Regions from separate parts of the Homo sapiens genome. Here region 1 is linked to region 2. Evidence: chromatin contacts called from ENCODE Hi-C data. All regions are on one chromosome and are shown on one strand. The core of a region is the stretch at or near the end of the contact, and the rest is flanking DNA. Distances in the headings are between cores, read along the strand shown.

Region 1 (4,376 bases), core at 431-2,930, 1.1 Mb before region 2:
TCTCATTTTCTTTGCTTTAATGAAATCATGATAATCTATTATTTTCTACTCAAGGTTAACAGAAACTGGCTTGTTACTTAATATTTCTTTGACTTCTTTTGTCCATTAAAAAAGGGGGGTGTTTTTAAGATTAGTGGGTGAAAGTTGATGTATAAATAAGAGTAGACACAGCTTTAGGTAAAATGACGAAACAGGTTAAGTTTGGCTTCCTCTTTTTGTTTCAGTTCAGGCCCATGCACCTAGCACAATACTTAGCGCATTGTAGGTGCTCATTATATACTGCTTAAATGAGTGATAAGTTCCCTGAGACATTTATTTCCTGCACTTGTTAGGGTTCAGTGAGCCGATATCCGGCCACTGCCCTCCAGCCTGGGCGACAGAGCGAGAATCTGTCTCAAAAAAAAAAAGATAAAAAATAAAAATAAAAGACTACCTGCCAGAGGAAGTGGGCAATCTTCGCCTAAAGATATGAACTGCTAATGGTTAAACATCAGACGTCAGAGAAGACATATTTTAAAGTGGGGAATTTTCCCCAAGAGCACCCTCTAAACCACATCAGTGGGCAACTTAACGCACTTTGCTTGTCATTGGGTTAGATGGGAGTTTGAGGAATTGGGAGTAACATTTGGTATATAGGCTTGGGACATAATATCCTGAATTATTTCTATTTCATAATTCCTGTGCAAAAAATTATGGGAGTTGTTGATTCTACAGCAATTCCTGTCAATTTGTAGATTATCTGCTTATTAATAGTTTGTATTGTTTGGCAGAACTTGAAAACTACCGAACGATTACAGTTCAGGCTTTTTCCCAGTACCTCTGGCGTTGCTGTCTCAGTGACTAGGAGGTGAGGAGGGTGGCCCTTGAAATGCCAAACTGCCTACCGCAGCAGTCTGCCAGCAGCGTGCTGGGCCCAGAGCCGGGGATGCAGCCAAAACATCCTGGATTTTACCTACAGCTCCCACCCTCTGGAGGGACTGGTCTATTAGGGCATATGACACTGACAGTGCGCACTGTATACAAACCGTGTTTGAACAGGAGTCGGTTGGAAAATACACCACTGCACTGAATTACTTCTGCAGTGGCTTTGCAAAGCTCTTTTTGTTTCTTGAAAGAAGCCGACGGTAACCATTACAATATGGCTTTTTCCAGGTCCCAGAGGAAGGCTAGGGGTGCCTTGTGGGTAACCCTTTCTCCCTCTCCTGACTCCTTCCCGTTATTTCTTCTATCTTCATCCTCTAGACCTACACAATGGGACAGGTTGACAGTCTGTGTTGAATGGAAGAGGCGGACGATGCGCTTGTGTTTGGTGCTTCTCAAACGGTGCTCGCACTCCCCAGGGTCTGACGCAGCCCACTACGCAGAGCCCTGGGAGGAGGTGCGGACCCAGGGTACGACCCCCGACCGCTGAGAAACCCAGACCGGGCCCCGGCTGCAGCCCCGCGGGTCGGCCCGCCCCCCTGCCTTCCCTATTGGCTCGGCAGTTCCACGCGTCACGCCTGCGACGCCGGCGCTGCCCTCCCAGAGGAGGCGGGGCTTACACGCGCGAGGCGGAGCCAAGGGCGCACGCGCAGACGAGCGGGTCTGGGTCCGGACGAGGGGAGGGAGGGGGTGGTGTTCTCGGTTTCCTGGGTTACCTGGGCGGGCGGGGGTGGGGAGTGCGCGGCGGCGGCGGCAGCGGCGTCGGCTCGGGGTTCTCCGGGAGAGGGGGAGTGCGCGGCGGCCGCAGCTGCCACAAACCAGGTAAAGGCGGCCGCCGGGCGCCGACGCTGCCGGCAGAAGGTTCCGGGTCCCGGCCCCTCTGCGTGGCCTGGAGGGGAGGCGGTTTGGGGCTGGTGGCTGTCAGCCTGGGTTGAGGGCCGGGACCGCCGGGCTGAGGGCGCGAGGGCGCGAGGGCACTCGGCCTGACGCGCCAGCTCGGGGCGTCCTCTCTGGCTTCTGGGCTCTGGGACTTCTCGCGGCGCCGGGCCGCCTTTGACAGCCGCCGGGCCGCGGGCGGGAGCTCGGCTGGGCCCCTCTGGGCCATTGCAGCGGCCACTGGGCACTAACTTTATTTCGCAGCGCGCGGGGGGCGAGGTCGAGCAGGCTGACGGCGGTGTGTTGCTACCTTTATTTTATTTTTTGATCCTGTGCCGCTGCACTACTCAGCCCAGCTGGGCCCAAGCTGTCAGGTTGACGATGGGAGTTGACGGTTTCCGCGCCACCACCCAGCCGGTCACTCCCCGCGCTGTTGCCCTGCGGCGCTCGCCCACCTGTCACCTACACCGTGCGCCTCGGTCCGCTCTTTCCTCCTGTCCGTGACACCCTTTGACTGGGCGAGAGCCTCTCTTTCCAGGGGATCCCCTGAGACATCTGCCGTCTGTCTCCGGTATCACTGGAGCCTGACTGAGATGCCCCTTCGCTTCTGATGAGTTAAATAAGCTGGGAAATTACCCGAGAAGACCCCGGTACCACAGTGTAAAGCCCAACGAAGGGGTTGTTTAATGGTCCAGGGGATACAGAGGCTTTAAGAAACGTTTCCTTAACGCTAATTCTTATCTGGTTAAACAAAACATAGCAAAACATCCCCGATCCGCTCGGCAGACCATACACACCCAGCGACGGCACTTGATAGTTAATGGGGTTTGTTTTAAGCAGATAGAAAATTTTAAGGGAGTCGAATCTTGTGTTGAATGCGTTCGTGTTGAATTTGGGCCAGTGTTTCCTTGAAGATCAAATGCAGGTTGCATTTTCCTATTGTTTGTTTAACAGATTGATAGGACAAACTGAATTAGACTTTTCTTCCTGATGATTCTTGGCTCTTCTGCGCTATTATTTTAAAATTCCACGCCTAGATTCATCTATGCTAATAAAGATGTTGACTTTAAGCTTTCAATTTATAGATGTAGTTGATTAATATGGGGTATCTGTTTTAAAGAGCTTTGTTAAGTGGCCAACAACTCTTTTTCTGATAGCTCTTTGCTGTCATCCATATTGTTACTACAAAGATTGGAGAATTTGAAGAAGAGAGGGCATAAGGAAAAATGAATTGCTGTAATTTGCATAAAAATACTTCACAAACTATATAATTATATATATGTATTTAGTAAATATTTATTGAGCACCTACTGCGTGTCAGATACTTTTCTAAGAAAACATAAATATCTGCTCCTTCATGGAGCTTATATTCTAGTGGGGACCTCAGATAATAAACAAATAAAATATGTGCTGTGTCAGATGGTGTTAAGTACTACAGAGAAAAAGCACGGAAGAGGGAGGGCAGGGAAGAGGGAGGGCAGGGAACCGGGAGAGGTTTGCAATTTTAACTAGAGGCAGCCAGGGAAAGCTTCCTAGAAAAGATATCATTTGAGCCAAGACCAGAAGTAAGTGAGGGGTAATCCATGTACCTCTCTGAGGGAAGGATGTGCTAGCAGAGAGGAAGGCAGAAGGGCTTGCAGAAGCCCTGTGTGCTGGGCTTGTTTGAGGACAGCAGAGAGGCTGATTTGGCTGTGGTGGAAAAAGCAAAGAGGAGTAGAAATAAAGTCAAAGAGGTGAGTGTGGTGGGAGATTAGACTGTATAAGGCCTTGTAGGCCCTTTTAAGGACTTGAGTTTCTACTCTCAGTGGAAAGGGGAGTCCACTCTTTGAGTAAAGAACCTTACCTTTTATTTTTAGTTTTGAGTCAGGATCTCACTTTGTCTCCCAGGCTGGAGTGCAGTGGCATGATCACAACCTACTGCAGCCTCGACTTCCCAGGCTCAGGTGATCCTCTCACCTCAGCCTCTGAAGTAATTGGGACTTCAGGCACACATCACCCACCATGCTTGGCTAATTTTTTGTAAAGATGGGGTTTCGCCATTGTTGCCCAGGCTGGTCTCAAACTCCTGGGCTCAAGCGATCCATCCACCTTGGCGTGTCAACATTCTGCGATTGTAGGCGTGAGCCACTGCGCTCGGCCCCAGGCTTGCCTTTTAAAAATGATCATTCTGGGCGCTGGATGGAGAATAGACTTTGTTGTAGGGGAAGGGTTGAGCAGGAGCAGAAGCTGGGATACCAATCCGGAACTGTTGCCCTAATCCAGGCCAGAGATAATGTAGCTTGGACCAGAGTGGAATTGGTGGAGGTGGTGAGAGGTCATTGATTTCAGGATAAATTGAGGGTAGAGATGTAAAAGACACCAAAATTTAGTTCCGAACAAGTAGAAAGATGGGGTACTTGTTTACTGAGATTAGGTTTACGAGAGGAGTAGGTTTGGTGGGGAGAAGGGTGGGAGTTGGTTAGAAGACAATAAAATTAGACATTCACGTTTTTAAAGAAAAAAATATTCAATGATACTTGTTTAAGAATGGTAAGTAAGGCTTTATTCAGAACCATCTCAATAGGTATAGAGACCTCTGC
Region 2 (3,910 bases), core at 257-2,756:
CTGCTTTCATGGTAACATCTGGCTCATTTCTCTCAAGTTCCCCCAACTCTTTTTTTTTTTTTAGTATACAAATCTTTATTCTAAAGTCATTTCATTTCGGCTCAATTCCTTCTCTCTCTCTTTCTACCTGTTTGTTTGGCCTTTGGAGATTGAGAATGAGAAGTAACAGGACTCATTACCCACAGCTAGTCACAAGAGGAGACAGAGGGAGAGTGAATGCAAAAGAAAGGTACCAGAGAGGCCACCTTGCTGGCTGTCAAGGTGGAGTAAAGAGGCCACAAGCCAAGGGGTGTAGGCGGCCTGGTCTCTTCTGCAGCTGCTTTTTAAAACTCTAGGACTTTCTTCCACCAACAAATTCTTTAGGTTTTATCAGAGTTAGGAGGCAGTTAGCATCTGCAACAATAGAAAGAATATGTATTATTTGGAATGCTTGTGTGGCTTATACAGCTCCCAACCAGTTCGGGAGTCTTAACACATTGTGCTAAAAGATGCTGAAGGCTGGGTTTCCACTTCCCAAACAATTTCATTCTCTAAGAAAACTGCCGATAAAGATAAAAAACATTACAGCCAAATGGAGTCTTGCCTGAATCCCAGGCCCTGCCACATCGACCGCTGGTTCTATCAGTGGCCAGTGTTCTGGAAACGCTTCCCCGACATCAAGGAAGCCGGATCCTCCCCACACAGTGATGGGTTCTAGGCCATTTTTGCTGCCTCGGTCTGGGAGCTCACCATCCTCAGAAGCTCCCAGCACCTGGAGATGTCTCGCATCCTGGCTGAGCCTGCTCCCTTTAGCAAACAAGGTCAGGATTTGTAACTGCTTTTGTGGCAACATCTGGCTTATTTCCCTCAAGTCCCCCTGCCACTTTTTTTTTTTTTTTTTGAGACAAGAGTCTTGCTCTGTCGCCCAGGCTGAAGTGCGGTGGCGCGATCTCCGCTCACTGCAAGCTCCGCCTCCCGGGCTCACGCCATTCTCCTGCCTCAGCCTCCCGAGTAGCTGGGACTACAGGCGCCCGCCACCACGCCCGGCTAATTTTTTTGTATTTTTAGTAGAGACGGGGTTTCACCGTGTTTGCCAGGATGGTCTTGATCTCCTGACCTCGTGATCCGCCCGCCTCGGCCTCCCAAAGTGCTGGGATTACAGGCGTGAGCCACAGCGCCCGGCTTCCCCCGCCCCCGCCACTCTTTATATATATATATATATCTTTCATCTATAGTCATTTCATTTCAGTTCAATTCATTCTCTCACTCTCTCTCTTTTTTTTTCTACTTGTTTGTTTGGCCTTTGGAGATGGGGAACAAGGAGTAAGAGGACTCATTACCCACAGCTAGTGACTTGGGTTAGAAGTGAAAGCACTTCTGCTGGGCCCTGACTTATTTATTTATTTTTGGCCACAGAGCCACAAGGCTCGGTCCCCAGTGAGCCGCCCGAGGACATCTTGTGGCACCATCTGTTCGCCCCCACCCACCCTCACCAACTGCCAGGCTCCGATTGTTGTTGGTGGTGGTGGTGTGTTTTTTTTTTTGTTTTTTTTTTTTAAGTTTTTGTTGATTTTATAAATTCTGTAGCTCTGTGTTTTTTAGACTCGGCTTGCTCGTGTCAACGCAAAACCAGGACAAGCAGAATAAACAAAGAGATGCTGGCAGAAGGCTGGGTGTGTCGCCTCAGGTCTACAGATGTGCTGGGGCCACACTGAGGAAGGCCCTCGTGTGCATGCAGGGCGCTGGCCGGAGCGCCTTAGGACGCATCTGAAAACTTCTCATTGCCTCAGGGTTTAAAATAGCCACACTTCCTGCTCCTCGGAGAGGGTATGCACAGAATGTGGGTGACTCACCGTCGGTGGTTTTCGATGTGTCTGTCATAAGGAGGTATCATCAAAAGCCCGGCCTGTTTCAGATGTTATTTTTTTCCACCCTCAGCCATGCGGTGCTGGGAGAGCAGAATGCCTAAACCCAGTGTTTGTTTTGAGCGCAGAAAGTGAAGACCAAATCAATTGTGCCGCAGCAAGTAAAAACTGAATGCGTGAGGGGGAAAAAACCTGCAAACAGTGTGAAGACTGAGTTTCAAGGTTCTTGTTTTCAAAAAGTTTAATTATATTTCAACTAAAGCCAAACTGTCAAAACATGGGAGAGTGATCTGCCTGCTTTGAAAATGCATTAGCCTTCTTATGTAAAAGCCAATAATTGATATCCAAGAGGAAACCAGAGCTGTGGGGGTCGGAGGAAGAAGGAAGACAGCCTCTTAGAACTGCTCAAACGACACTTCCCTATCAACTACGTGCAAAGCTTTAGATCCAGGTTTGTGAAGTGGGAAATTGGAGAGGGGAACAAAGGCAAAGCTAAAACCCTCTGTGAATGGCGAAGGTTTACAATATCAGGCCTGGTTTACGAGACATGTGGGGCCAGGGCACTGTGAATTAGAATTTACATAAGCGAGAACCTGGAAGAGATCCTCAAAATTCTCAACAACAGCTTTGTAAATAACAGCAGGCTGTGCCTTCTTCCCCCTGAGAAATGCTGGGGTGTGTCTGGGCTGCCCCCAGGGCCGGGCTAATGCCTGGGCCCTCTCTTTGCTTCCAGCCCAGCTGGTTTTCAGGTTATCTGGTTGTTGTTTTTTTTTTTTTCCAGACTCCACTCAGCCACTTCCTCCAAAAATGGACCGTCGGTGGTTAAGTCTTTGCCCTCTTCATCTCAGTTCCCATTCCTGCCTCTCCTTCAGTAATCTCCTAGAACTTTCTAGTTTCTAGCACAGAGATTCTTAATCGTGTTCTTTTGATGGCTGAGAAGTATGTGTATTCTTAAACCACTCTCAGATTAAATTAAGCTTGCACTACATAAAAAATATTGATGGAAGCCATATAACACATATTTGGGATAGAGCTAGAGCAGGCATCGAACAGATCATACCAGTTGGAATACGGTATCAAAGAGCTGGGAATTCCCGGCCTACAGCCTGGGTCCGGGAAGGCAGCCGCCATTTTCTTCCTTCTTGGGTCAAGCCACTAGCTTCTGGGAGGACCAGCCTCCTCCAGCGTCTCTGTCATTTCCCCTTGATTGCTGATCTTTGAAAACAAGCCCAGGTACCTATCATATGAATGCTGCTAGGCTTTAGAACCCTTTCTTCATCTACCCTGGTGACATGAGACAGCTATCTTTCTCCCAGTGTGGCTGATCCCCACAAATATACATTTCTTGTAGCCCAGTGTCGGGTAGAATGGACTTTCTGGTCTATGGTCTAGGACTCTCTGTTGACCTTGGAAAAGAGTTGCCAGATAAAATACCGGATGCCTAGTGAAATGAGAATTTCGGATAAACAACACATCCCTTTTTTAGTGCAAATATACCTTCAATGTTATAATAAAAAGCATGTCCCATGCAATATTTAGAGCATACTTACACTAAACAATTATATGTTGTTTATCTGAAGTTCACATCTCACTGTGCATGCTGCATTTTTCTTTGCTAAATCTGACAGCCCTTCTGGAGCCTCTTGCGTTCCGAATGAATGTGGGTTCCACGAGCCATGAACGAGAGTGAGTTCTAAAGGGAACGGGAGCCAGATTGAGGCTGTGTTCTCCTTGTAAGGTTCTCGTTGGTGCAACCCATCGTGCCAGTCGTTCTCATTCCTGCTCCATGTCTGGGGTGCTCCGTTCACACCTCTGTCAGCGTGCTGGTGATCACTGCCACAGCTCTAGACCTAAGAGAGCCATGACAATAGTTCTCAGCTTTTTGGGCTGACGCTATATTTGCTCATCTGGGGGCCTGGCACACAGCAGGTGCTCAATATATACATAAGCAGAGCTGGTGGCATAGGAAGCAGAAAGCTGGCACCAGGCTTCCTCAGGCCATGTCCAGACAGCAGAGCCAGCCTTTTGACGACCTCCAAACGTCTGGGAAGCCAGCGGAAGCCACC

Evidence for each region. Hi-C counts contacts between places; a loop is a spot of excess contacts on that map. Pooled maps may share reads with other maps.
Region 1: a loop to region 2 is called in a map of CD8-positive, alpha-beta T cell, with 3 times the contacts of the local background. The contact joins the promoter of LYST here to the enhancer-like site in region 2. A Hi-C loop is called at or near these places in 1 of 168 maps with a recorded cell type or tissue (CD8-positive, alpha-beta T cell), 1 of 37 single-sample maps with no recorded cell type and 5 of 50 pooled maps.

Annotation. Positions count from the first base shown.
Region 1 is chr1:235,864,210-235,868,585 of GRCh38, reverse strand. LYST (lysosomal trafficking regulator) reads left to right here and starts at 1,680. Exons shown (of 53, transcript NM_000081.4): 1 at 1,680-1,743. RefSeq lists silencers at 1,213-1,512, 1,563-1,982 and enhancers at 2,103-2,202, 2,573-2,622.
Region 2 is chr1:234,770,452-234,774,361 of GRCh38, reverse strand. It overlaps LOC107985364 (a long non-coding RNA gene), which reads right to left. Exons shown (of 3, transcript XR_001738532.2): 2 at 234-393. Among named protein-coding and RNA genes, the nearest start is that of LINC02961, 12 kb to the right of the region's middle. RefSeq lists enhancers at 1,421-1,470, 1,491-1,660, 1,681-1,730, 1,751-1,970, 1,706-2,000 and 1 more. Within about 2 kb of position 1,506, at least 31 of the 41 ENCODE cell types and tissues checked have a DNase peak (open chromatin) inside an H3K27ac peak, as active enhancers do; they include CD8-positive, alpha-beta T cell, where a contact is called at or near this core.